Regions from separate parts of the Mus musculus genome. Here regions 1, 2, 3, 4, 5 and 6 are each linked to region 7. The links are chromatin loops, found by intact Hi-C in ENCODE. Cell type or tissue: heart. All regions are shown on one strand.

Evidence for each region. Peaks named below come from ENCODE experiments on the same cell type or tissue, not always from the same donor. Only the 100,000 strongest peaks of a DNase experiment are listed, where the experiment ranks them.
Region 1: a loop joins it to region 7, with 2.4 times the contacts of the local background. A loop is called at or near these places in 14 of 42 quality-filtered maps.
Region 2: it touches region 7 in a loop (3-fold over the local background); 15 of 42 quality-filtered maps call a loop at or near these places.
Region 3: a loop joins it to region 7, with 2.3 times the contacts of the local background. A loop is called at or near these places in 16 of 42 quality-filtered maps.
Region 4: a loop joins it to region 7, with 2.8 times the contacts of the local background. A loop is called at or near these places in 18 of 42 quality-filtered maps.
Region 5: it touches region 7 in a loop (2.0-fold over the local background); 2 of 42 quality-filtered maps call a loop at or near these places.
Region 6: it touches region 7 in a loop (2.9-fold over the local background); 2 of 42 quality-filtered maps call a loop at or near these places.

The regions. Positions count from the first base shown.
Region 1 is chr16:4,677,971-4,681,970 of GRCm38, forward strand. Coro7 (coronin 7) reads right to left here and starts at 1,750. Exons shown (of 28, transcript NM_030205.4): 1 at 1,582-1,750. The coding sequence starts at 1,641. In heart, no CTCF peak of the experiment used is centred here; DNase peaks (open chromatin) are centred at 1,271 and 1,821; H3K4me3 peaks cover 1,634 bases; H3K27ac peaks cover 1,545 bases.
Region 2 is chr16:4,723,925-4,727,924 of GRCm38, forward strand. It overlaps Hmox2 (heme oxygenase 2), which reads left to right and starts at 2,437. Exons shown (of 6, transcript NM_001136066.2): 1 at 2,437-2,547. In heart, no CTCF peak of the experiment used is centred here; a DNase peak (open chromatin) is centred at 2,427; H3K4me3 peaks cover 1,982 bases; H3K27ac peaks cover 1,488 bases.
Region 3 is chr16:4,708,733-4,712,732 of GRCm38, forward strand. It overlaps Nmral1 (NmrA-like family domain containing 1), which reads right to left. Exons shown (of 5, transcript NM_001290761.1): 5 at 2,585-2,871. The coding sequence ends at 2,692. Among named protein-coding and RNA genes, the nearest start is that of Nmral1, 8.6 kb to the right of the region's middle. In heart, a CTCF peak has its summit at 1,598 (motif pointing left); no DNase peak of the experiment used is centred here.
Region 4 is chr16:4,687,575-4,691,574 of GRCm38, forward strand. It overlaps Dnaja3 (DnaJ heat shock protein family (Hsp40) member A3), which reads left to right. Exons shown (of 11, transcript NM_001135112.1): 3 at 2,407-2,490. Among named protein-coding and RNA genes, the nearest start is that of Dnaja3, 5.5 kb to the left of the region's middle. In heart, CTCF peaks have their summits at 1,938 (motif pointing right) and 3,215 (motif pointing right); no DNase peak of the experiment used is centred here.
Region 5 is chr16:4,911,532-4,915,531 of GRCm38, forward strand. Mgrn1 (mahogunin, ring finger 1) reads left to right here. Exons shown (of 17, transcript NM_029657.4): 5 at 2,159-2,276. Among named protein-coding and RNA genes, the nearest start is that of Nudt16l1, 26 kb to the right of the region's middle. In heart, CTCF peaks have their summits at 1,526 and 2,381 (motif pointing left); DNase peaks (open chromatin) are centred at 1,660 and 2,370; H3K4me3 peaks cover 670 bases; H3K27ac peaks cover 1,262 bases.
Region 6 is chr16:4,558,555-4,562,554 of GRCm38, forward strand. It overlaps Tfap4 (transcription factor AP4), which reads right to left and starts at 1,166. Exons shown (of 7, transcript NM_031182.2): 1 at 874-1,166. The coding sequence starts at 962. In heart, CTCF peaks have their summits at 1,320, 2,197 (motif pointing right) and 2,420; DNase peaks (open chromatin) are centred at 137, 1,317, 1,807, 2,067 and 1 weaker place; H3K4me3 peaks cover 2,636 bases; H3K27ac peaks cover 2,533 bases.
Region 7 is chr16:4,787,976-4,791,975 of GRCm38, forward strand. Cdip1 (cell death inducing Trp53 target 1) reads right to left here and starts at 1,966. Exons shown (of 6, transcript NM_025670.5): 1 at 1,856-1,966. In heart, a CTCF peak has its summit at 3,549 (motif pointing left); DNase peaks (open chromatin) are centred at 2,216 and 2,306; H3K4me3 peaks cover 2,784 bases; H3K27ac peaks cover 1,916 bases.

The sequences.
Region 1 (4,000 bases), 110 kb before region 7:
CCCCGCATATGGGAAAGAAGAGCGCTCGCCCTGCAACTGAGATCAAGGACCCCATTCCCTCTGTTGGTGTCAAAGCACAGATCTGCAATCCTTCTTGCCTCAGTAACAAGCACTCCTGAGGCCCCCGGTTCTGTGGGCCTGTCTGATTAACTTACTAGAAGGAGGTCCATACAGAGAGAAGCCACAGAGCCCTGAAGGTCTCTCCAGATCCGTCCACTAATCATTACTGCACTCTTAGTAATAGTCTGCATCCAAATCTAAGCACTGTGTACTTCCTCTCAAGCTTTCAATGGCGCCATACTATACTCATAACAAAACTCAACTTCTTCCTCTGAAGGGCTGCCCTGTAACTCATCTGTCACCAGCTTTGCCTGGCTAATGGCCTCTGTCCACCCTGGGTTCACTTTCTTTTTTTCTTTTTTCTTTTTTTGGTTTTTCGAGTCAGGGATTCTCTGTGTAGCCCTGGCTGCCCTGGAACTCACTCTGTAGACCAGGCTGGCCTCGAACTCAGAAATCTGCCTGCCAAGTGCTAGGATTAAAGGCCTGCACCACCACCGCCCGGCCACTTTCTTTTTCTTTACTGGCTTTTTTTCTTCTCACCCTTCTGGCCTCTGTTGAAATCCACCCACCTGGGCACTGTCCTCCACAATACTATTACGTTCAACTCTACTTCACTTCTTTACATCACAGCCCACCACATACCCCCGGGTGTTCTGATTCTTCAGTGGATTTATATTGTGCTTGCTGACCAGAGGCTGTTAAGTTCCACAGAGAAGGGGAAATGTCACAATGTTCACTGTTTTAGAGAGCTGAGCAGCACACAATAGGTACAGAAAGGCTAACTGTCCAGAGAATGAAAATGGAGCACGGTTGTCCTAACTTGCTTTGGGACACTAGAGGTCCAAATAACACAGGGGGAGAAAGGCCAGTGCCTCACCGAGTGGAGTGTCCTTCTTGACACTCCATCTGGGATCCACCTGCTCTAGGCTTCTCCAGGCCCCAACAACCGCTAGTATCATCACCCCAGTAAAGGAAGAGCTTGCACCAGTAGACAAGGAAGAGTGGCAGAAACTCGAGGGAGGAAGCCTGCCTGGCCCCAGGGGCTCCCTCTCCAGATGATACCTTCCCTCTCACTGAGACCACAAGAAAGAGATGCATCTCTCCCACAGCCCGGCCGGCCCGGAGCAGGGGTGATCCTAGACTGCTGGAAGGGGGAGACCGGCGTCGACAGTTTCCCAGCCAGGTTCCCAGCAAGGCCGACCGGAAACAGAGGCCTGTTCGCGTCTGGGAGTGCTGCGAGGCCTCCTGGGGTAACAGGGGGAGGCGAACCGGCCAGGCCGACCTCCGGGATCACCCAACTACTAGGGCGCGTCATCAGACCTCCGGACTCTGTCCTCTGAGCAGTGAAGGGGCGGCCTGAACTCTAGGGTTCATCTAAAGGGAGAAGTTCCGGGTGGACAGATGGGGCGAGGTGGGGTGAGGGTCTTCACAACCCAGAGTGTGCACTGCACAGGCAGGCACTGGGAATGGCAGTCCTCCGGGACCAGAAGCCAGGGAGTGGGGTCCACTGGCCGGGCTCACCTCTCGGCGGGACGGCCGGGCCTCCATATGCCGAAACTTGGACACCTTGAAGCGACTCATGGCAGCTGGGACAGAGCAAGCTCAGGCTGGAGAACGAGGGTCGTCAGGTACTAGGTGAATGAAGAGAAGCCGCCCTGGACTCTTGCAGCCTGCCGCCTCAGCAGCCTGCAGCCTGGTGCCACGCCCTTATTGATGACAACCAATCGGAAGCTCCTGCGGCCTGCCTAGGCACGCCCCCACGTCACCCTTCTTCAGCGCGACGGCCTTCAGCCCCGCCTTCTTCAGAGGCCAGGACGACCTGAGAAGTCACGCCCTGATGCCTGGGGGACTACTGCACTGGTCGGAGGTCATGTGAGCCGCAGCTGTCCTACCGAAGGAACCACACTTCAATTGCTGCAGGATTAGACTTGCAATACTGGTCCCTGAGGTTTTACAATGACCTGAGAAATAGCAGGACAGAATTAACTAGACTAAAACTGGGAATAATCCCCGCGACCCATAAAAGATAAGAACCACTGAGACTCAATCTTTCTCTCTCTCAATCTCTCTCTCTCTCCCTCCCTCCCTCCCACCTCTTGTCTCCCCTTCCCTCCCTTTCTACCCCTTTGTTTTGAGTTTTATTTTTATTTTATTTTATTTTTGTTTATTTATTTATTTATTTATTTTGAGACAGGGTTTCTCTGTGTAGTCCTGGCTGTCCTAGAATTCACTCTGTAGACCAGGCTGGCCTCAAACTCAGAAATCCCCCTGCCTCTTCCTCCCAAGTCCTGGGACTAAAGATGTGCACCATCACTGCCCAGCCAAAAATACACATTTTATAATGCAATTTTTTTCATACTAGAGTGTATGATGATAATGACCAAGTGATATATAGCTTTATTCTCAATATCTGTGAGCATCAATTTTCCCTTAAAAATGATTTTAGCTGTGGATTGTAGCTCAGTTGGTAGAGTGTTTGCCAGGCATGTATGAAGCCCTGGGTGCCATCCCCAGCACAGTGACATAGTCCTATAGTCCCAGCATTCAGGAGGAAGATCAGAAGTTCAAGGTCAGCTTGGTTTACATAGTTCGGGACTATATAGTGAGAACCTGCCCAAAAAGAAAAAAAAGAAAAAGAAAAAAGAAAGAAAAGAAAAGAAAAGGGAGAAAGAAGGCAGGGTTGGGAAAATGGCTCAGTGGGTAATTATGCTTGCTCTTGGTTAGACTTGTTGGATCCCCTGGCCTTGTGAAGTGTCTTAAACTGCCACATGGGTGCTGGGAATCAGACTTGGGTCTTCTTCGAAAATAAGGAGAAACAAGTACTCTTGACTGCTGGGACATTTACTTTTGTTCACCTGTCTATCCCTGCCTACTCATCTGTGTGCACACAATGTTGGGGTCCAGGAATTGCCTCACAAATCACACAGACATTGATCTCGGTCAGACCAGGATGGTTTATTGATCATATGCTCCAGGATTGGTCGACCAGGGCCATGGTCAGGATTTCAGAACTGAGCCACTACCCTGAACTAAGATCCTACAGGGCTTTTAAGCCCAAGATCTACAAACATTTGTGCCAAGTTATTTCATCAATCGGGATTTAAAGACAGGAAGATTTCCTTAGGAACATGTCTTTGTTGTACACTTATCCTGCTCCCATTGGTTGGGGTAGTCAACTGTGGCAGGCAGGGGACTTGCCTTGTCTAATAATATTCATGTCCTAACTTGTCAACCAGGATGGGCTTTGTCTAACATTCATGTCTTTACTTGCTAACCAGGATGTCTTTTTCTGCCAAGTAGGATGTCAGTTCCTAAGGAGGTCTTGGGAACTTAAACTTTACTAGACTCCTACTCTAAATGGAAGTCTTACTCCAAATAGTTTCTTATATTGGTGCAGGTGCTCTCTTATGTTGGAGTCCATCTCAGGGGCAGCTTATACCATAAAAGCTCATACGCAGGTGCAGGAAGTGCTGCTGGGTGGTTGGTTCAGGTCCAAGCTTATTGTGGGTAACTATACAAAACAGTTCTACCGACTTCTATAGTGATTGATTTCCAGGGACACAGAACATAAGAGAATATGTAATCAGTCTTGGCATTAGAAAGTTTCCTAGTAACAGCAGAAACTTATGACAAAGTTTCCTTATGGTAGACTATCAAAGGTAGGTTCTCTGGAAGCACAGCAAGAGCTCTTACCTGCTGATCCTTCTCTCTAGCTCCAATAAAAATGATTCTTGCAGGGCTCAGTGGTGCCTATCTGTATTCTTAGAAATTTTCAAGAGTGAGTGGGAGGCTGGCTTGAGCCCACAAGTTTGAGACTAGCCTGGGCACTATAAGATTAATGACATTGCTATAGCGTGTACAACAGAGCCTGAGATTTGAGCAGTAGGAGCTCCAACTTTTTGTTGTTGCTGTTGTTTTTTGTTTTTTTGTTTTTGTTTTT
Region 2 (4,000 bases), 64 kb before region 7:
ACCTTGCCTCTTAGCACTGATCTCCATCCTTCTGCGAGGCCACGAGGAAAAGAGCTTCTCTTTTAGCCTAGGTGCACATCTTTGTAAGGTCATCTTGAATTCACTGAGACTCGTGAAATCAAAAGGTCCAATACAAACTGTTTGAACCAGCCTTCGGGAGCCCATATGATCATCTGTGATCATCAGTTAGCGTTCTTGAGGTGTCTGTGGGGTGTCCCAGATGTCTGGTTCTTGAGGTGTCTGTGGGGTGTCCCAGATGTCTGGTTCTTGAGGTGTCTGTGGGGTGTCCCAGATGTCTGGTTCTTGAGGTGTCTGTGGGGTGTTCCAGATGTCTGGTTCTGGCAGAAGAACAGCCATTTGGATGACAGTCCTTTCCTTAAAGACAGGTAGGCAGCAAGAAAGAGTCTAAGGCAGCCATCAAATGAAGAGTCACACTGGACCGTCCTGAACATCTTTGCTTACTTTTAGAACCACAAACATTAGAAGGAGTGCTTGCCTTTAGCTAAGTGTTAGTGTTAAAATCACTAACAGTGGTTTTAACAGCCATTGACTTTACCAGAGTCCAACACCTGTATAGTGCCTCAATAAGAGATGGGTCTCTTTAATCTATCTTGCTTCCAACTGGCACCCATCAAGTGCCCTAATGATCACACCTACCCCCAGGAGAACACCTGACTGCCTCTACTTTGTTAAAAAGCCCTACTGAGCTGGCAGTGGTGGCGCATGCCTTTAATCCCAGCACTTGGCAGAGGCAGGCAGACTTCTGAGTTTGAGGCCAGCCTGGTCTGCAGAGTTTCAGGACAGCCAGAGCTACATATTGAGATCCTGTCTAGAAAAACAAAACAAAAGGAAGCCATAGGGACTGAAGGACCTTAAATCGTTATGATATTAGGACACCCATTGGTGCCAGGACAGATCTAGCAATGAATAAATTAGGTAAGAAAAGAGGTGGTACTCTGGTTTTTGGAAATGTTCACCATGAAAAGCTCTGATAATATAGCACAGTGGAGAGTTCTTGTCTAGCATGCTGGAGATCCTGGATTCAATCCCTAGTAGTGTGTCCTCTTTCAACAACAACAACAACAACAACAACAACAACACAGAAAAGAAGGCTCTGAGGAGAGCTTACATAAACTACTTTCTTGTAACTCTGTCCCAATAAAATCCAACACCCTGGTCCTGCTCATGCAGAAACTGCCTTCATACTTTGGTCATCAATTAGATTATCTAGGCTGCTTCCAGAACTTGTTGTTTTTTTTGTGAATAGTGTTGAGTAGGAAAAGATTCTGCAAATTTGGTTAAAGCTTCTAGTGTGGAAATCTTCCTAGCTTGTGGGTGCATCGTGCACCTGAATAATAGAGAGGTAGAAAGAGAACATTTGTTGGGTTGGGGAGACATAACTCTGCAAAAGTAAGGAACTTTTCTATGTCCTCCTTGCTTAATGACACGGAGACCTTTATATTTATTATAAAGGTGAGGCGCAGAGCCAGGCAGACTCTAAGCTATTCTAACCAAGTATGCTGGCCTACTTCCCAGCCATGTGGACCTTTCCTGCCTTCTCAGGCTTGCTCTGGCTCCTCCTCCTTCATTCCTGTTCGGATTCCTGTCTCCCTTCTCTCCCACCTGAGATGCTCTCTCTGTCTCTGGCCTCAGAAGTCCTGCCATATCCTCTCCTGCCCAGCCATAGGCTATTAAGCTCTTTATTTAACCAATCAGGAGGTGATAGAGAATAATATTTTATAAAATACTGAGTCATACTAAAGTCGAGACTGGAGCTGGACCTCTGGGTACAGGAATCAGACAGAATACAGAGTGCACAGAAATGTCCCTCAGCATAACTCAGTAAGAGAGCTTACTCAAAATCTAGAATTCCATCTCCAGCACAAAACCAAACCAAAACTTTAATAGTTAAAAAAGTAATTAAGTGCTGGGCAGTGAGTGGTGGTGCATGCATTTAATAACCCCAGCACTTGGGAGGCAGAGGCAGGCGAATTTCTAAGTTCGAGGCCAGCCTGGTCTACAGAGTGAGTTCCAGGACAGCCAGGGCTATACAGAGAAACCCTGTCTCGAAACACCCCGCCCCCCCAAAAAGAATCTATTAATTCTTCCCCAACAAGTTACATTCCCAACCCTTTTGTGTTTTTGTTTGAGCACTGACAAATGCTCACACTGTAGCCCAGGTTGCTCTTGAATTCTCCAGGTTGCTCTTGAATTCTCCAGCCTCAACCCCACCCCTGTCCCCCACCGAGTGCTGGGATTCCAGGCTTGAGCCCCCACTCTCGATCAACAAGCAGTTGGCTTTGGCTGACACGCTTCCTTCCTCTCCGGTTAACATTACTACTCCCCACTCCCGAAGCTTTCTCAGAAGGCAGTGTCGGCTCGCCCAAGAGCCTCCCGCTAGCTGCCGTGCGCCTGGGGGCGTGGCCTGGTGACTCCGCCCCTCGCTGCGTGCGCACGTCCTACCGTCCTGGCGCTCGCCCTCTCGGCTGCGAAGGTACAGAGAGAGTCGCAGACGCGGAGACTGACTGACCTGCGGAGCCACTGACGGTGAGTGGTCCGCTCTGTGCCCCGTCCTCCCCTCCCGGGTCCTTGCATGGCGGCGGCCTTCTTCGAAGCTCTGCTCCGCTGTCCCCCCGCGACTCGTCCTCAGCCTGAGGGGACGTCGGGCGGGGGGTGGCCGGAAGCGGGCTGAGGCGGGCGAGCGAGCGAGCGGGAGACTGGGGGTCGGAGAGGGGCCACCGAGCGGGCCTTGAGCGTCAAATGAGCCCGAAACCGCGGACGTCGCGCTCTAGACGGCTTTGAGCTCCATCCCCAAGAGTCCTCTGGTGTTCCCGTGGGGCATAGCCCCTCCCAGCGTCACGAATGCTCTTGAGGTGACTCCGGGGTCGAAGTTAGTGCAGCAGCGCAGCACATGAGCCTACCTGAGGTCCCGGAGGAGCCCGGGGCGTGGCGGCCTTGTTGGCCAGCCTTCAGTGGCTCCCCTCGGTGGCAAGATCCCTTAGAATCCCTGTGGGGACTTGATGAGTGACCTGTGGTTCTGAGTGCAAGACTGGGAGGACTCAGTCGTAGATGTAGCCGGTTGGTCTGGCCCAGGAGGTCACCTGTCACCACCAAAGCACAGAGCTCCAGGTGACTTAATTGCTCTGTAAGAACTGCCTGGACCGCCTTGCACACTGCTTGCACAAGGACTGTCTTGTGTCATGCCGTTTAAATTGGTTCTGAAGGACCAGTTGTGGCCTGTGTTCAATTGTGGGCACCGCAAACTCAACTAGAGAAGGGAGTGTTCCCGAAAGACAGAAATATCATATACTGTCCAGTTGAGGGAGAGCGCTTGCTCTCCAGTCCTTTCTAAATCCTTGAGTGTTTTACTACCTATAAAGTGAGAATATTAAGAGACTCGTGAAGTAAATCCACGAACATTCCACAGGCGAGATAACAGCACTGAAGATCTTAGTTATGCATAGACATCCTGTGATTTTTTCAGAAGTGGATTAGAGATTAGAAATGGTTTTGTTTAAGTGGTCATACTGGCCTTAAACAGTCTAGTCATGTAGAAGGTTTTGTGCGTTCCTATTTCTGGTATAGTGCTTCAGTTTATAATAGTTATTATAAATGTCATTTAATACATAATTATTAAGAAAGTTTTTTTTGGCGGTGCAGTTTGAACAAGATGAGCATGTATTTTACTACTGAGCCCACAACCCTACCCAGTGTTTTGTGTTTTGAGAAGGAAATCTTGCCATGTAGTGTGCACTAACTGAATTTGAGATCCTCAGGCTCCTAACTGTTAGGATTATGATGAGCTTGCACTATAGTGCCCAGCCTAAATCTTTTTTTCCCCCCTTTGAGTCAGGCTCTCTCAAAATTATTTAGTCCTGTCTTTAAACTTTCTCTATAGACAGGCCTCAACTCACAGAGATCCCACTGCCTCTGCCTCCTCTGTGCTGGGATTAAGGTGGGTACATCATGCTGTTTTGTCAATGTTTTTAGTTTCTTTGAA
Region 3 (4,000 bases), 79 kb before region 7:
GTGAGCTTGAGGCTAGCCAGGTTGACATAGCAAATTTCAGACCAGCCAGGGCTATATACCAAAGCTGCATATTAAAAAGTACATGTGGTTCCGCTTCTTGTATTTTTAACTAGCCCGGGCTCCTAGGAGAGCCATTAGGCTTTGAGATGAGCATGATTCATTGGGCTGAGTGGGGAAGAGATTAGGGGAAAGCTGATGAGTAAAAAAGACTCGGGTAATGTTACCTGGAACACTTACCAACATTTCTTTTTAATAAAATGTCTACAGAATGGACAAGGTAATACACAGACACAGGATGCAACTGCAGTGAGGATAGACACTTTTCTCAGGAAGGCATAGGTCCCGGGCTGGGAGGAGGCTTGGGAAAGGAACGTGGGTCTGTTGGCTGGGACTAATTACCATGGTGAGGCCTTGGTCACGTGGCATCTAGAGAAGGAAGGCTTATCTCCAGACGTAGTTTGCATTCATTTCTACACATAGCTCTTGAGGTATTTGATCTTAGACTTCTTTGTGACATCTAAGCTGGAATTGGGGTGCAACGTACTTGAAAATGATCAAGCAGCCGGGGCGGCAGTGCATGCCTTTAATCCTAGCCCTTGAACAGCAGAGGCAAGTGGATCTCTGATTTCAAGGACAGCCAGGGCTACACCACATGCTGGTGAGGAGCGGTGGCGTCCACTCTGGACCTTGATTTTGGCAGGCTTTTGCCAGGGTTAGGTGATGCTGGCATTAAGACAACCTGCTGCGTCTTCCTGACCTAGTGGGTTCAGAAGTCCTCACTTCTTATTGCATTTTCCCTCTATTCCTCTGAGACAGCTCCTGCCTGCCCTCAGATTTCAGCATCGTTATTGCTTCCTGTCCTCTTCACTGGTCGATCGATTGGTTTTCTCCCTTAATTTCTAAGTTTTTCTTTTCTTTTGTGTGTGTGTGTGTGTGTGTGTGTGTGTGTGTGTGTGTGCGCGCGCGCGCGCGCGCGTGCGCTGGGGATGAAACCTGGGGTCTTGTGCATTCATACTCTACATCTTAATTTCATGCACAGCCCTAACCCATCATACCAGGCACCTGCTATTTATTTCCATCTGTTCTTTGCACCTTGAGGTCTTTAATATCTCTATATATATTGTTGTGGCTTTCCTACTAAATAACTCCCTCAGCTGGATGGTCGTGGAGCACACCTTTAGTACCAGCACTGTGGAGAGAGGCAGGCAGTTCTCAGAGTTCAAGGACATCCTGGCCTACAGGGCAAGTTCCAGGGCAGCCACAGCTATACACACACACACACACACACACACACACACACACACACAAAGGACAAAAGTTTCCTCAAGGTAGACAGCATAGCTTTAGTCTGTTTATCCCATATTTTAGGGTATGACACAGTAAATCGTTCCTCAGCCAAGAGTCCATGGTAGATGAACCTGATGGAACCACTGTTCCTTTCCCTGCTAGAGGAGTCTGATGTTAGGAATGGACAGCAAAAAGATAGTGTGCTAATGGTTAGAAAAACCCAGGGGCTGGAGAGATGGCTCAGTGGTTAAGAGCACTGACTGTTCTTCCAGAGGTCCTGAGCTCAATTCCCAGCAACCACAGATCTGATGCCCTCTTCTGGTGTGTCTGAAGACAGCGATAGTGTACTCACATACAAAAAATAAATAAATCTTTAAAAAAAACAACCAAAAAACAAACCCATACACAGGTTGAAGTTCACAGAGGTATCATGAAATCTCAGCAAGTGACTTGGGTTTTCTGGGCCTTTGTTACTCCCTCTGAAAAGCTTAGAGCTAAGTTGACCTATCGTGCAAGTCTTAGCCACAGGCACCATTACCTCAAGTCCATGGCTCTGCCACATCTTTGTTTGTTCAATTTTAATCCGCCTCAAGCAGCACAGTAGCAGGGCCTAACCTCCACGCTGCTGCAATCACCTCCCACCCAGAACTCCGAGTTACTACTTACTAGTTTCTGTGTCCATCTTGGCTGCTCTTGACCCAACTGAGCAGCCCTCTGGGCCGCATTCTCTTGGCTCCTTTATGTGATGGCTCTGGTTTCTCCCTCCTTCCCTCCTGCACACCCTCCTAAGGCATGGCTCCTCTCTTCTCCTTCCTCAGAGTCCCAAGCCCAGACACCTAAACCCCACCTCTCTCTTCTTCGCAGCTATTGGCTGCTGGCATCTTTATTTACCAGTCAGAATTAACTGAAGGCAGGTTCCCAGAAGCTCCTTGCAGACTCCAAATCTTGGAGGCCAGCACTTAGCGCTAGAATACAAGTAGTGTTAGGCCTACCTACTACAGTTAGTCTTCCGTCAACAATTTAGAGTGAATGCACAGGTGGCCTCAGTGCCTGTGGTCCTGCCTGCCTGGGGGTATTCAGGGGTGTCAAACACTCAGGGGTGTTGCCTCCCAGTGCATGCACAATGCTCAGGGTTGAGAGTCGAGTAAGTACTTCATGACTTTAAACACACCAAGTAAGCCTGCGCCTCCTATTCCAGTTTTGTTGGTTTTGTTTGTGTGGTCTCAGGGCCCATTTTCATGCAGCTGCCCCTCCAGCTCACTTCCCACAGACAGAGGCCTTTTCTTTTGGGAAACCATTTGTGATAACAATGGTTTTATTTGGGAGGGAAAAAAAACCCAAACACAGAACTGTATACAAGAAAGAGTGTTTGTTGTGCTTGTTGTCCCTACAAATGCTTCAAGATCACAGCTGTGCAAAGTCCCCTTTGTGCTGCTCCAGCCACTGGTCCAGTGTCTGGGCTTTGGGGTTGAGTCGCAGGGTCAGATGAATGTTCCGATCAGGTTTCAGGGTGTAGAAACGGAACATGTTGGCCAAGTCTTGAGCCCCCTGGAAACCAAGTTTCTCGTAATCCTCAGGAGTTGTCTGGAAACAGAGAATCCACCATGTCTGTCTCCTCTACAGCCTTGGTGATGCCAGGAAGACTGGCTTCCTCCAGAGTCCTAGAAAGCCAGGGTGGGCTAGGTATCACCCAAAACTACATTGGCCCTAAAGCCACTAACTCAAGTCCTTGCCGTAAGGCCAAACGAACACTTGCAACTAGAAAGCCAGAAGTATGGAAACCAGAGCTCTCACTGCTACCTGGCACCCATCAGTTCAAAGACTACTTACTCTTTAAGGTCATGGGATGAAAGCCATCCATCCTGCCTTTCAGAGCAGAAATCAACAGTATCACTTTCTTGTTCAAAAGCCGACACTATTCCTATTTTCCTCCCAAACCCAATCTAGCCTTTTGTGCTCCTCAGGCGCTCCGTCTTCATAGCTTAGTCCCGCCTCTCTTTAAGGCTGCATGGCCACTTAGTGCACTTTATTTATTCATTTGCCTCTCACCCCAGATGGCTGTCTTGTAACTTAACTCTGTAGACCAGGCTAGCGGCACATACACAAAACAGTTTTAAAAGACTCTGGTGATGCACGCCTTTAATCCCAGCACTTGGGAGGCAGAGGCAGGTGGATCTCTGAGTTAGAGGCCAGCCTGGTCTACCCATTGGGTTCCAGGATAGCCAGGGCTATATAGAGAAACTCTGTCTTGAAAAAACCATTAAGGAAGCTTTGTCTATTATTATATTTAATTCTCACAGCAACCCTTGAAAGTGGATACTATTAGTATACCTGTTCTATAGGTAAGAGACAGGTCATGGAATGTGTCCAGGCTCCTGGGCTAGCTCTGGGGCTGGAACCAGGCTCTGAAGCCCAGGATCGGCTCCCCAGACCCCACTTCCCGCTGATGTTCTGCTTGGGTCCGTGTGAGAGATTTGTGGGTGACGTAGATGTCTTGACTCAGCATTTCCCAGGATGTTTTTAATGAACAGGCTTTAGATTCATAAGAAGGAGAAATATTAAAAACAGTGTATCTGGAGGCCTGGACAAGAATTGTGAGGTCAGCAGAAAGAGACCAGACTTGTCTCTCCCATTGTCCCTTTGACACCCGTCCTACAGAGGGGCTTGGCAGACTCTTAGATTTCACTTAACTGACTCCTTCTTCCTGGAAACT
Region 4 (4,000 bases), 100 kb before region 7:
AATCTGCCTGCCTCTGCCTCCCGAGTGCTGGGATTAAAGGCATGTGCCACCATGCCTGGCTTTTGTTTTAGTTTTTAAATTTGTGCATCTGTGGAATATGCACATGACTGCAGATGTTCACAGAGGACAGGGGTAAGGGATCCCCTTGGGACTATAGTTACAGGCAGCTGTGAACCATCTAACATGGCTGAGAATTGAGTTCAGGTCTTTTGGGAAAGGGGTATGTGCTCTTAGCCACTGAGCCATCTCTTCAACCCAGCTTGGTGCTGATGTTGTCTGGTCCTTACTGCCTTGATGTATAGCCTGCTAAGGCAGGTCACAAGCAGCCGAGCCTATGGAATGATCTGGGAAAGATGGAGTTTGGGGTGCCTTTGGTGGGCAATGAATGTGATATCAATCTGTTAACGTTTTAAGAAAGAAGAGAAGAGGCAGGTAAGATGGCCCAGTGGGTAAAGGCATTTGACATCAAGCCTAGTGACCTGAGTTCAATTCCTCCAAAACCATTTAAAGTCAGGAGAGAACTGATTTCACACGTACACCATGCTGTCCACACAATTATGACATATATAAATAAATAGAAATTATATAGGTAAACATCATTACTCTTTTTTTTAAAGCAGTTTTATCATTATGTATTTTATATATAGGGGTACACTGTAGCTGACTTCAGACACACCAGAAGAGGGCATCAGATCCCATTATGGATGTTTTTGAGCCACCACGTAGCTGCTGGGAATTGAACTCAGGAGCTCTGGAAGAGCAGTCAGTGCTCTTACTGCTGAGCCATCTCTCCAGCTCCTCATAATTCTTTCTTAATTCTTAATTTCTTTATTTTTTATAGCAGTAACTGTCATACGTTTATTACGTAATTCTTCAAAACCTTGCACAGCAGGCAAGCCAGGTGTGGTTGTGCTGCCTTTTTATCCCAGTACTGGGAGACAGAGGCAAGCGAAGCTCTGTGAGTTTAAGGCCAGTTTGTCTCAAAACCAAACCAAACCAAAACAAAAAACCATACTAGTCTACAGAGCTCATTCTAGGACAGCCAGGGCTACATAAACCCTGACTTGTAAAACCAAACCAACCAACCAACCAAAATTGTGCAGGTTATTTGCTTCCCTGTTGCATAGGTTCAGAGCACCAGGATGCTAAAGGGCTAGTCAAGTATTTACTTATTACTTTTTTAAAAAAAGATTTATTTATTTATTTTTATTTATTTATTTTTTTAAAGATTTATTTATTTATTATATGTAAGTACACTGTAGCTGTCTTCAGACACACCAGAAGAGGGAGTCAGATCTCATTACGGATGGTTGTGAGCCACCATGTGGTTGCTGGGATTTGAACTCAGGACCTTTGGAAGAGCAGTCGGGTGCTCTTACCTGCTGAGCCATCTCACCAGCCCTTTATTTATTTTTATATATGTGAGTACACTGTAGCTGTACAGATGGTTGTGAGCCTTCATGTGGTTGTTGGGAATTAAATTTTAGGACCTCTGCTTGCTCCGGCTCAAAGATTTATTTATTACTATACATAAGTACACTGTAGACACACCAGAAGAGGGTGTCAGATCTCATTACAGGTAACCACCATGTGGTTGCTGGGATTTGAACTCAGGACCTTCGGAAGAGCAGTCAGTGGTCTTACCTGCTGAGCCATCTCACCAGACCCTACTTATTACTTTTAACATATATTTATTTTTGGTTTGTGTGCATGCATGTTTGTCTCATGTACATATACTGCATGCATTCTTGGTGCCTTCAGAGATCAGAAAAGGACATCAAATCCCCAGGAACTGGAGTTTTAGAGTTGTGATCTAACACATCAGAGCTGGGAACTGAATCCAGGTCCTCTGCAAGAGTAGTAAATGCTTTGTTTCCTAAAGATTGTTTTATTTATTATGTATGGAGTGTTCTGCCTGCATGTGTACATGCTTGCCAGAAGATGGCACCAGATCTCATTACAGATGGTTGTGAGTCACCCTGTGGTTGCTGGGAATTGAACTCAGGACCTCTGGGAGAGTAGCCAGTGCTCTTAACTGCTGAGTCATCTCTCTGGCCCCTAAGACATCTGTGAAGGAATGATTTATTTTCAAATTTTAAATCTTGCTTTAAGAATTTGTTGCTGTCTTGGCCGGGCGTGGTGGCGCACGCCTTTAATCCCAGCACTTGGGAGGCAGAGGCAGGTGGATTTCTGAGTTCGAGGCCAGCCTGGTCTATAGAGTGAGTTCCAGGACAGCCAGAGCTATACAGAGAAACCCTGTCTCGAAAAACCAAAAAAAAAAAAAAAAAATTTTTGTTGCTATCTTAAGAGAGACAGCTGTTATAAAGAGACATAATTGTAGCAAGTATTTGGGTTCTGTTTTAGTGACTATCCATATCTATAGTAATTTACTTTTTTTCCCCTTAGCTTGCCAAGAAATATCATCCAGACACAAATAAGGATGATCCCAAAGCCAAGGAGAAGTTTTCCCAGCTGGCAGAAGCTTATGAGGTAATGTGACTTGTGGGTTCATTCACTGGCCATTCAGCTCTGTGCACACATCAGAGTCTGCACTGCACAAGATAGCTTGGCATATCATACAGTCCAGGGTGGTGCTGTGTCCCTGCTAGTTCTGCTAACTTAGACTCTAAATGAAGAAAACAGGCTGGTGCGATCTATCTGCTGCCAAGCCTGATGACAAGTTCAATCCTCAGCAACTTCCATAAATCGTCCTCTGACCCCTGCTGAGTTCCATAGCATTTGAACACTCACATATGTACACAAAAGGAATAGGTGTAATTTTTAAAAAAGAAAAGAGACCCGAAGTGGTGGCATATATGTAATTTAGCACTGGTGAGGCTGAGGGCAAGAGAATTTCTGTAAGTTTAAGGCTAAGCAGGGCTATATAGTCTGCCTTCATACAAAACAAAACAAGAGCAAGGTTCATCTGATCAATAAATATACTCAGGTAATTCATATTGATAGCTGATCTCGGGAAATCCCAGTTAGACTGATCAAATCAGTCCTTATTTGATGACTTAAGTTAGCAATTGTAAAAATAGACCGTAAAGCACATAGGAAGAAACCAAATATCTGTGAGAGAACCATTGACCAGTTACAGAATTATTGGAGAATGACCCTGTGTCTTAGCTAGGGTTTTGTTGTTGTTGTTCTTGTTTCTGTTTTATTTATTTATTTATTTATTTAATGTTATGTTTATGGGTTCACTGTCGCTCTCCTCAGACACTCCAGAAGAGGGCATCAGATCCCATTACAGATGGTTGTGAGCCACCATGTAGTTGCTGAGAATTGACCTTACGACCTCTGGAAGAGCAGTCAGTGCTTTTAACCAGTAAGCCATCTCTGCAGCCCCGTAGTTAGGGTTTTAGTTCTGTGAAGAGAGACCATGGCCACAGCAAGTTTTTTTTCATGGTGCTAGAAGGGTAGCTTTGCGTTCTGCATCTGGATCAGCAGACAGCAGGAAGAGAAAGCAACACTGGGGCTGGCTTCTGAAATCCCAAAACTCACTCTTAGTGACACACTTCCTCCAATAAACCCACACCTTCTAATAGTGTCACTCCCTGTGAGTCTGTGGGGGCCATTTTCATTCAAATTACCATAGCATTCCTCTTGGAGTTGACTATCCCCAATGGGTTCTGCATGTGTTTATGTGTTCAAGGGCCTAGATAGCAACATGTAGAGTCATAGTTCAGTAAGTACGAAGGTTTTATTACCTGTCAGCCATAGCTAATCTGTGCTAGAGCTTTCTCGAGAAGTAGAACCTATAGGATATAGGCAATCAGAGATTTATTAATTGGATCATAAGATCAGCTGCTGAGGGACTGGAGAGATGACTCATTACAATGTTACAAGCATTCTAGAGGACCCAGGTTCAATTCCCAGCACCCAATTGGTAACTTATAACCATCTATACCTCCAGTTTCAAGGGATCCAGTGCCGTCTTCTGGCTTTTTTTTCTCTTTCTGAGACAGGGTTTCTCTGGTGTCCTGGAACTTGCTCT
Region 5 (4,000 bases), 120 kb after region 7:
CTGCAGCCTCCATTGGGAGCTCGATGCCAGGAGCTTGGGGCAAAGACCAAATACTATGTATTATGTTATATCACAATTCTGATTTTGAACTTTAGGAGATTTTCTTTAAAATATGAGTATTAACACTTTAGGGGTTTGCACCCTGCAACCACAGCATGATCTCAGCAGGGCTGCCTCAGCAAGAAACCCAACCCTGCCCTGAGTGGCTGCACAGATGGGTAGGAGCATGTCTGGGCCCTTCTGACATCGGAGAAGGCCTTAGAGAAGCTCAGATGTGAAATTGGGAGTGAGGAGGACTGTGAGTGCTGTTCAGCTCTGTGCCTGCTTATGTGGTCAGAGTATGTAAAGTCTTATACCAGAGTTTCCTCAGCCGGCAATGAGATTTGGGGAGTTCAGCTGCTTTGGGTACTTTGTGTGAATAGCTGTTCACAGCTAGCTGCTGGCTAAGAAAACTCGAGGCTTTCCTGTAAGACTCAGGACTGGGCACTGGGTCATCAACTGACTCCCTGAGTGGTGCTACACAAGTAGGAAGATGATGACTTCTCACACGTGGTTCTTAGAGGTTCCACTGTGGCCTGAGGTAATGTAACAGCGCTCCAGTGTGTGATGGCTGTCAGTAGGGAGGAGCCAGGTGGCCAGCACAAGCCCTGGGGTGAACTACCAACCTGCTACAGGCAGTATGACCCGTGTGCTGTGCTAGCCTCTCTGGGCTTCCAGTATGATGACAGTTGGGAAGAGCTCCTGTTTCTGAGTTGTCCTGGGAGGAGCTACCATAGCAGATGAGCCCTGGATTCTGGGCAGGTGCTTTGGAGCTGCTCCAGAGGAGGTGAGGGCCTCAGTGCAGTGGGCGGGACCTCAGTGCAGTGGGCGGGACCTCAGTGCAGTGGGCGGGACCTCAGTGCAGTGGGCGGGACCTCAGTGCAGTGGGCGCCCACCCCAGCCCATCCAGATCAACAGTTCTGTTTTGTTCTATGAGATATGTAAGAACAGGGTCCTGCTGCCACCAGATGGGCTAGATAGATGGCCAGCTAAACATGGCTTCTCAGAGATTCTGTCCTGGTAGACGTTTTTCTGAGACCTGCGTGAGGCCTGTTTGCCTTCCAGTTAACTGGCTTGCCTGACACCATCACCAGATCACCAAGTCAGAGAAAGAGGAGGCTCCAGGCCTGAGGTGCTGTGCTTGGGACTCAACACAGCCAGCAGGAATTCTGTGTCCTGAGCTGCAGGACAGGAAGCCCTCCTGTTCCTTTCCTGCCCCCTTAACTTTCTGTGGTTCTGGGGTCCCACAGCATATAATTAAAGGCTAGAGTACTGAGATTCCTGTCTTGGGCTGGCCTTTTCACCACATCCAGGCTGGACCTCCCTGTGGGGCTCCCTCCCACACTGGCACTGACAGTCAGGACAGCAGGGACGTCACCCAGTTTCCCTGGCTCTGAGTGTGGCCTTTGTCCTAGAGACCCAGAGAAGCCCTGGGGCAGTAAGCATGGGTCAGGGTGGGAACAGCGAGGGCCATGGCTTGTATTCATGAATGGGGATACTAGCTCAGCTCTCCGTTTCCTAGTGGTCAGCCTGAGGTATGAGATGCGCTTTTGCATAAGGAGAAGGCTGGTCTTTGAAGCATTGCGGGAACTAGCAAGACAGGAAGGAAGCTAGTCTCTGAGTCACTAGAGCAAAGCTTCAGTGCACCAGCATGGAGGTTCAGGAAACATTATACTCAGGAGGAGGGCAGGACATTTCATAACGTGACTCACATTGAAGCGAAGGCCTCACACTATGTGGAAATGCCTGAGAAGAGAAGCAAGCAGCTATGAAGAAGGGTTGGTACAGGGTGTGCTGCACTGTGATCATTCAGAAAAAGCGAATGCACCAAACACCTAGTGGGCATGTTCTTCCCAACTAGAAGGCAGCAGAGATATCAGGCTGGCATGGGCCCTGGAAGAAATAGCCACTTAGTATGGCTGGGCAGCCTCCGGGTGAGCAGAGCTGGCAGTGGGAGGGAGGCCACTTGGCTGCTTCCTGTTTCTATCTGGGATGGTTGAAGCTTTCAATCCCTATAGAACAAATGGCTGCCAGTTCAGAGGAGTACCAGAGGAGGTGGGAGGTTGGGTGGGGGGCCCATGGCTCCACAGGAGTCAGGTGGCTGCTTTGCTGCTCTCAGGTACAGCTGTAAGAACCCTTCTCTGCAATCTGAGACCGTCCACTACAAGAGAGGCGTTAGCCAGCAGTTCTCCCTGCCTTCTTTCAAGATTGACTTCTCCGAGTGGAAGGATGATGAGGTAACCCTGGGGAACTCGAGTGGTGCACAGACGTACTTGCAGGTCAAACACCCACGCACATATAATGTGAAAATAAAAAAAACAAGCAGCGTCCTCTGGCTCCCTCTGGTGGTGGGAATGTTTCCCCTTCCACTGTCACTTTCCTGGGCTACTCAGAGGGAGCTCTGCAAGAATGGGAATGCGATGGAGCGAGGGGAGGACAGGACCACAGCCACTGGTTCTGTCTGGTTCTGTGCGGAGTTCACCCAGCCCAGCTGCCTCCTTCCAGGATGCGGAGTGTAGCTGAGAAGAGAATGAATGCTTGGAGACCGCTCGGAGCACAAGAGAGCCCAGTGCACCCAGGCTTGCTGCTGGTCTGCTTCCAGCCTTGCATGGGGGTGGGTGGAGCTCTGCTCTTGTAGCTAGCTTACCTGACTAACACCTAAACAAGCAGTTCCTGTATGAGAGGCTCTCCTTGGTCTTAGTTTATGACCTTGTGAGGGCAGCAAACTGCCAACATCAGCATCAGCAGGAGCATTCTGGAGTGGCTTCTCTGAGTGGTGCAGGCTTACACAAGACCACATTTCAGAGCAAGGCAGTAACCCAGGAAGGTCATTTGCTTTCTTATGTCCCAATTTGTGGGAAATGCTGTCCTGGGTGATGATGGTTCCAGTGGTTCCAGTGTCCCTGCCCAACCTGATGCTGTGACTGCCCACATGGCCATCTGCTGCTACCCCCTCTATTGCCTGTATCCTGCTTCCAAACACAAAAGGAATTGTGTAACTCCTTAGTGAGAATACATGGAAATGCGTGTGCTCCCCTGAGATACCAAGAGGGTTCTGGAGACTGGGTAGGCTGTAAAGCTTTGTGACAGGAACAAGCAGGAGCTGAGAGTGTTTCCTGGGATGGCCCACAGGTATGGATCAGGTGAATCCCTGAGTCCTGCTCTGCTCTCCGGTGCAGGGTGAGGGCCAGGGGTTCCAGGACAGTAGGCTTTTGTGGAGAGATTGGGACCTGTTCCATCCCAGGCTGCCGTCTTGGGGTGGGCGAGGATGGAACCATATCTGGGAGAAGGCAGCTGCTGGCCTAGAAAGGGAAGCATGGACCAAGTGGTCTCTGTAGCTCACTGTTGCTCTCATTCCATCTCTGGTGGGGCTTGACCTGGACGCTTTCTCTCTCTCTCTCTCTCTCTCTCTCTCTCTCTCTCTCTCTCTCTCCCTCTCTCTCTTTCTTTCTCTCTTTCTTTCTTCTTCTTTCTTCTCTCTTCTTCTCTATTCTTCTTTCTTCTTTCCTTCTCCTCCTCCTCTTCTTCCTCCTCCTTCTTCTTCTTCTTTTTTTTTTGGTTTTTCAAGACAGAGTTTCTTTGTATAGCCCTGGCTGTCCTGGAACTCACTCTGTAGACCAGGCTGGCCCCGAACTCAGAAATCCGTCTGCCTCTGCCTTCTGAGTGCTGGGATTAAAGACGAGCGCCACCACACCCGGCTAAACTGGATGCTTTTCATCAAGCAATTACATAATAAAATTTCACCCAAAACAGGAGACTGGATGATAGCACTGTTCACAGTGTTCATGTTAAAACTGCCCATTGATCAACAACTTAGACACAGGCAAATACAATGTGGCTTACCCACCACCTAGAATAACTCTGCAGCATAAAAAAGGAATGGAATTGTGGCTGAACTTGGAAAGCATGCTCAATGAAAAAGGTAGGCATAAAGAGATAGACACTAAATGGTCCATCGTAG
Region 6 (4,000 bases), 230 kb before region 7:
AAAGGCCTCCCCACCTGGCCTGCTTAGCCCACCTAGTTGGTTACGGCCGAGCTTTGTGCAAGTAAAGCGTGGCCCCGAAGCGCCTACAAGTCCCACAATGCAGCACCGACCCGGCATAGAGAACTACAGCTCCCGTGAGGTCGTGCGCGCAGAGGCCCGCCTACTCCAAGAGGGCTGCAGAGTCACGTCCAGGCCTCGCTAGTAAACAGCACCCGAGCGCGGGCGGAGAACGTGCGACTAGTGACTGCCAACGTGTGGGGGACCGCAACTTCCCTGCTTGAAGCATGGCCACTAAAGGTCCACGTACGCCTCGCAACCTCGAGCGAGCACGCCCCCAACCCTGCTGCAGCCCTGTTCTCTGCAAACGTTCACACCACCCGGCTCCCCGCCCCCCCTCCCCGCAGCCTGGAACCGCGGCATGGCAGCATTGTAGCTGTCCTCTCGCACACTCCGGGCCCCCCCCAAAACGACCTCCTTAGAAGAGGGTTCCCAGAAAGCGCGAGTAAGCAAGGAAAAGGAAGGAAGCCAAAGCTGGCGGGGGGAGGAGGAAGCGCTGGGTGAAAGCCACCAGCAGCAAGCATGGCCGGGACTGCTGCAGCACCACGTGGGTCTGTTTGCAATTTACAAACGTCGCGACTCGCCCGCCTGCAGCGGACAAAAGTGGACAGAACCTCTCGGGGTCCCCACGTTCCAAGGGAAGAGGGTCCCTAGGCAACGCAAGCAGGGTTCCAGAGACTGCAGCGGACCCAGTAGCTAAGAAAGGCGAGCGAGCTCGGAGGCGCGAGCCATGCGTGCGCACACGCGCACCCGCCCGGGCGGGCTGGCCGGGGGCTGCAATGGGAAGAAGGGGTTGGGGGGAGGAGCAGTACACACCTACAGAGCCCTCCTATCACTTCTTTCTCTGTTTTCCTGAAATGTTGCAAAGAGGGCACCTTCTGAGTGGGCACCATGAAATACTCCATAGCGATAGGCCCCCCTCCTGTGCACGAGCCAGGTCTCGCGGTCAGCCGGAGAATGCAAGATGGAAATCCGAATCAAAGGGCAGCGCCGGACGGAGGTGCAGAATCGGCCGGTCCCAGATGCTGGCGGCAGCAGCAGCAGCGGCGAGGGGAGGGAGGCGGGCGGGAGGGGCGGGCGGGAGGTCTCTCCAGCCTGCCTCCCCGGGCGTGTGTATGTGTGTGTGTGTGTGTGTGTGTGTGTGTGTGTGTGTTTGCAGCTGATCAGATGTCTGTTTCAAGGCGGGAAACAGCTGGTGAAAACTCAGCACTCCCCGGCCTCCTTCCGCGGAGTAAGGAATTGCATGTAAACAAAGGACTATTTGCAGCGCCCCCCCCAGGGCGACTGGATGCTGGGGCGAGAAGGGCGCAAGCTCCTTGGGACCGACTACTACATGGGTCTGCAGACTTAACCCTGGGATCAGGAATCAGGGGTCGACAGCTGGCTGTGGGGGGACACGATGTGAATGGAGTGAACAGCGGCCCAGCTACATGCGCCACTATGGGTGATGAGGTCCATCAGCTGACAGGTTGGCAAGCGTAGCTAAAAAGAAAAAAAAAAAAAAAAAAAAAAAAAAAAAGGCCAGCCCCACCGCACGGGATCCCAGTCTGTGCAGTCCAGGGTCCGGTGAGGACTGCCCAGTGCGGGGTCTTTGCGCACCGCTATCCTGGAGGACGCGCTGGGCGGGGCTGCAGCAGCAAAGGGAAGGCTCTTTTGGGTGTGTGCTTCAGGCTTTTGCATTTTCATAATTGCCACTGCACGGAGCGGAGCAGAGCCACTCTGGCGCGCTCCCTTTCGAGCCGACCCGGGCCCCCTGGAAACTTGCGTCATAGCCACTGTTTCCCACAAGTAACTTGGGGCTGACTCTGACCACCCGCCAGCCTCCTCCCTCCGTCTTTACCCAGGTGGCTGCCTGGCCCAAACTCTGACTGGTGCTAGGAAATTAGATTGCGAAGGGTACAGGCAGGTGCGCAAGGTACCTCGGATGTTTGGGGCTGCCATAGGAAGAGAGAGCAAGTGGGAAGGAAGGGAAGGGCGGAGGCAAGCCAGAACAGCAGCGGCCCTGAGGCAGGCTGCCAGCGCGGTCCGAATATCCATTAGAGGTCTGGTGGTGGCTGCCAGGTCCTGTCTTGCCTCTTTCACTACCTTACTTTCCGACTTCGCGCGCAGCGGGCTGCAGCTTCTCATTCATGGGGAAGGCGGGATAAAACTTGCTCCACCGCCAGAGGGCGCGCTCTACAATGGGGGGGGAGTGGTGGTCTGGGGCAAGGGAGGGGACGTTTTAGGGGTGAGCTTCCGTCCTCTGACACGCCCCCACCTTCCGGTCCCGGCCCTCCCCAGACTCCTGGAGGGCTTGGCCCCAGGCTCAGGAAGCCCACGCCTGCCTCGGAATGTCCTCGCTCCAGCTCAGCGCCTTTCCCAGACCCATTCGCTGCCTTCCAAGGTTCCACCCAAATCGAGCCTCTTAGTTGAAATACTTCTATTTATAACAATTGTTGGGTATTATTAGAAAACATTGTTCAATATTACCAACCTGATCTCTAACTGTAGATGCCAGATCAATTAGCATCTAATCCCAGGGACACGTAACTTGAAAAGCAGCACTTCCTAGCCGGCTGGGCTGTGCAGTTGCACACCTGTAATCCAGAATTCTAGCGCTTGGAGATCGAAGATACGATCGTGCCTCTAAAAAAGACAAAGAAGCAAGGCGGTGGTAGCGCATGCCTTTAATCCCAGCACTTGGGAGGCAGAGGCAGGTGGATTACTGAGTTCGAGGCCAGCCTGGTCTACAAAGTGAGTTCCAGGACAGCCAGGGCTATACAGAGAAACCCTGTCTCGGGGAAAAAAAAAAAAAAAAAAAAGACAAAGAAATGGGAGAAGAAAAAATCAGGAAGGCAGGTGAAATGGCTTTATAGGTAAAGATGTTGGCCTGCAAGCCTGATGACCTGGTTTTTATTCCCAGAATCCCCGTGGTATAAAGAGAGAACCAGCTTCCACAAATTCTCTCCTGACCTTGGCATGTGCACTTTAGCATACATACATACATACTTAGAAATTAATTTTTAAAAGTTTAAAGGAAGTAAAGAATATGAAAAAAGGCAATTTCACCCCACCTCCACCCCCAGACTGGGTTTCACTATATAGCCCTGACTGTCACAGAACTCACTGAGATTCCTCCCCCCACCCCCTGCTTCCTCTGGAATTAAAGGAGCCACCACTGCACAGATGTGTGTATGTGTGTGTATGATTGTTTCACCTGTGGGTGTCTCTGTACATCAGGTATAAACCTGGTGCTCTCTAAGGCATCTGAAGAGGGCATCTGATCCCCTAGGACTGGAGTTAAAGATGGTTGTGAGCACCATGTTGGTGCTGGAAATTGAACCCAGCTCCTCTGGAAGAGCAGCCAGTGCTGGATGCTGAACCATCTCTGCAGCCCTTGGTTTTTGTTTTTTGAGATAAGAGTCTCCTGTACCCCAGGCTGGCCTCAAACACCTCCTCCCAAGTGCTGGGGTATTAGGTGTGTACCACCAGAGATTTTTAAATCCTACCACACACAGCCTCACACAGCTTTTTTAAAAAGATTTATTTATTGATTATATGTAAGTACACTGTAGCTATCTTAAGACACTCCAGAAAAGGGAGTCAGATCTCGTTAAGGATGGCTGTGAGCCACCATGTGGTTTGCTGGGATTTGAACTCTGGACCTTCGGAAGAGCAGTCTGGTGTTCCTATCCACTGAGCCATCTCACTAGCCCCCCTCACACAGCTTTATAATAGGGTCTTGCGTGCGCCCAACTGGCCAGGAAGAACGACGCTGCAACAGGATCCTTCCACACATGTTTATTGGGAGAGCTTGATTGCAGAGGCAAAGTGACCCCAAGCCCAGAACTGGTGCTGCTTATATAGGCCTAGGAGAGGCGTTCTCTCTCATCTGATTGGTTAACTTTGGTTAATTCTCAAAACCTCATCTTGGCAAAAGAACCTTTACTGCCTATGTATGTGT
Region 7 (4,000 bases):
GCTATAGCCTCTGTAGTGGGATACCTACCCTGCAGCCTCTCCTACAAGACACAGTGCCTCCCAGAAATGAGTCCATTTCTATTGTGTACAATCTACTTCTAAGTTCTCTCACAGGACAAGAAACCTCTCATCCACACTTCCAACACCCACCCCAGGAAAGACCAAGAACTCTGGAGAACTCCATACATGCTATGTCTCACTAGAAGATCTTTTACTTACAAGACAGAGAGTTTCACAGAGCCAGTCTCTTCTCCCTTTCAAATGAAGAGAGTGTGTGACAGACTGGTGTTCATAGCTATGGAGCCAATTACAAAGGCCTGTGGGACTCAAAGCTGTAACTATGAGGTCACCAACTGTGCACTTCAACCCTGTTCTAAAGCTTAAAAAACATCCATGGCACCAGTAGGTTCAAAATGGGCAAGCTTGAAACATACAAAAGAGCCAAGAGAACAAGGCCAAGGACTGAACAAGCAGACAACTCACTTTAATTATTGCCAGCATAATCTGCTGGGACAACCAGGCCTCTGGGACACATTCCATTTTCTCTCTCTCAAAACAGTTTTGTCCCCTGAAGTGTTCTTTACACATTCCCTCTTTCTTCTGGTCAGCTACCTTCTCAACATCCATGTAAAGGTCTTTCCTGGTTCTAAAAACACATCCTATAGAAACCCTCCAAAACCCTTTGGATCGTCAGGACTGGGAGGCAGACTGATTTTCAAATAGCCAAGGGGAAAAAAAAAATCAATAAGCAACAAGATTTCTAAGTCTAGTTAATAATATGTAAGCTTTACTAGGAATGGAAATATACTATTATCTGCATGTACTTTGGCATGAAAATAAAAGACTGAAGGATAAGTACCCAATAAAGATATTAATTGTACATTCTAGGTGGTAGTCCATAGGTGTGCACTGTAAAGTTCAACGGTTTTTGTATGCTTTGAATTTTTCCTAACTAATGTCAAGGTAGAGGAGGTCTTTGAGATAGTGAGTGACCAAAAATATCTTTCTTATTATGAGCAGAGAGCAAGAAGAGCAGACATGTTCACCTCTTTCTTCCCACCCAACTCTGGTCAGCACCAACAAGCTAAGGACCAGAAAGAGCAGTCCTATTTGCCCAGAAAATGCCCTGTTTGGAGTACACTACAAAACTGATATAAAAACTACTGCATGCCCTCTCCCCAAAGTCCCTGATCCTTACTCCCAAGACACAGATTCTCAGTTCCAAGTGTGCATGAGAATTTCTGGAGAGCTTACTAAATGCAGATTTCTGGGCCTTACCCCATAAATACTCAAATCAGATCCTGGGGAATGGGGAAAGTCCAGGTCTTTCTGATACAGAGGATCCTATCCTGATCACTCCATCTTCCTTGACACCTGTTGAGAGGTCCCAGGAGACCCACCTTCTCCAAGGTCCTGGATGGCTTGGGGCTTCGCCAGCCCCTCGCCTTCCTAACGTCCTGCCGGAGCGCCACGTAGAGCCAAGTCTAGACCTGCAAACCGGCGGGGGAAAGAGGGCGAGACGGCCTCCTCCAGGACCGCCAAGGTCACCCGCGGGTCTCTGAGGCTTACCTCAGGGATCCTCCCCGACCGATCGCCGTTCCTCAACCCTCCATACCCCGAGGAAAATGGCTCGTACAGCCGTCGCTTACAGAAAAGTAGAAAGGCGTGATAATCACCCGAGTGGGCTGGCCCTTCTCTGGCTGATATCCCCTGTCTGCAGGCCCAGTTCGCTCGGGGCCCTGGAATGCTAGCCCTCGCAGCCCCGCAGCTGCAGCCACGCCGAAATCAACTGCCCTGATTTTGCGTGGCGTTTCGGAGGGAACGGACTCCACCACGACAACCCAGGCCCGTTTACCTCGAAATCCAGAAGCCTGAGGCCAGAGGGACAGAGATCTGCAGTGGTCCGGCCCGCTGCTCCGAGGAGCCCCTCTACCAGAGGACTCGCAGCACTCACCGCCCCCGCACCGAGAGGACCCTGGAATTTGTAGTCTTTCGGCGCACCCGCAGCATTCCCTGAGGCGGGAGCCTACAGCTCCCGGCACCCACCGCGCGGCGGGTGAGGGCGGAGCTCGGCGGGCTAGGTCACGCGGGCGGAGGGTTTCGAAGCCTAGCCCCCGCCTCGGCGTGTGAGAGGGGTCCCTTCGGAAGCCGCTTGGAAGTCTCAGAGGTGACTCACCGTCAGTTCCAGCCCCTCACCGGCCAAGCGCTGCCGCAGGAAAGGCTGCCTCAGCCCCGTAGCTGTCCAGAGGGAACCGCAAGGCTGTGGAGAAAGGCCCAACCTCCTGGCCTCTCGCCTTAGGGCGGGGCTTCGCGCCTCACGCAATGAGCTTGGATGACGTCAGTGGAGGCCCGTTGCGGGTGGGAGACGAACGAGTGGTAGTTCCCCAGGCCTTTATGATGGGGGGGGGAAAGGCTCGAAAGAAAGATGGTGGTGCTAGCGCTCCCTCAGGCCAGCCAGCCAGGCGTGCTGCGCACCCCAAGAGTTGAGGGAGAGCTACCACCCTTGCCCTAAGCTGCCTGGGCTTTCATGAAGCTGTGAACCACACCAGCTGTCCCTGCCCTCACACAGATTCCACTCTGACAGACAATACACAAATAAGCCACAAAATGACCAGCATCTCAAAGGAAAGCAACAGGATGTCCCAACAGAATTAGAGTGTTGCCTCTGAGTAGGGAAGGTAGGAAAGGCTATGTTGGGATGAGGTGTGAAGTAAAGAAAGAGACTGGCAGTCGTGGCGCACGCCTTTAATCCCAGCCCTCGGGAGGCAGAGGCAGGCAGGTTTCTTAGTTCGAGGCCAGCCTGGTCTACAGAGTGAGTTCCAGGACAGCCAGGGCTATACAGAGAACTCTGTCTCCAAAAAACAAACAACAACAACAACAAAAAAAAACAAAAACAAAAAAAAAAAGAAAGAAAAGAAAGAAGACTGGTATAGATGAACTTTTGAAAGGCACTTTGGCCAGCAAGGTGAAGACTGGAAGACAGCACCAAGGTCATCAATGAAGTTTGGATTTATTGCACATGGAAACTAAAGCTCTCTTCTTTTTCTTTTGTATTTGTGTGTGTGTGAGGCACGCATGTATGTCAAAGGGCAACTTTCAGGAGTCAGGCCTCCTTCCAGCATGTGGGCTTTGGTTCTCACTCAGGTCTTCCAAAATGGCAAAGACCCATGAGCCATCTCACGGATCCTTTTGTATGTTTAGGCAGGGTGTTCCTCTGAGTCTTTCAGGCTCACAACCATCCTCCTACCGCTCAGTCTGTCAAGTGCTGGGATTACAGGCAGGGAGACATCACAATTTGAGGAGTTTTAAGCATTAGAACTACAACTGAGTTTCATTGGTCACGGGTTTTGTACTGCACATTTCATCTGACCAGTAACATATTATTCCAAAATCAATACTTGTATTTTCACGTTTATTCATGGACATATGGATCCTGTGCATTGTTAACTGAGGTTAATTAAGAGCAACCTGTTAACAAAATATTGCATGTATAGTGTTAGTGGTTTTGTTGTTTAAAATGGCCCTAAGGGTAGAGTTGAAGTGCCATCTAGTGTTTCTAAGTAAAACTAGATTTGATGTCCTTTGTGTGAATTATACCCGTTAATGATTAACTTGGAATTACCAGTAATCATCAGTGTAACATTAAAGAAATAAAAGCACTTCCCCTTTGAGTCCTTCAATCAAGAACAAGCTCAGAGTTTTTTGTTTTTGTTTTTTCATTTATTTTATGTATAAGTTCTCTATCTGCATGTACACCTGCATGCCAGAAGAGAGCATTAGATCACATTACAGATGGTTGTTAGCCATCATGTGGTTGCTGGGAATTGAACTCAGGACCGCTGGAAGAGCAGCAATTCCTGAGCCAGTTCTCTAGCTCCACAAGTTTAGGTTTTAATTCTGTACTTCATGCTTCTTGTGCCTTCCGTCCTCTGTTGTCTGAATTTGTGACTGCTTGAAGGCTGTCTTGTGAAGGTTTGTTCCTGTGTTTTTGTGTCTCTGT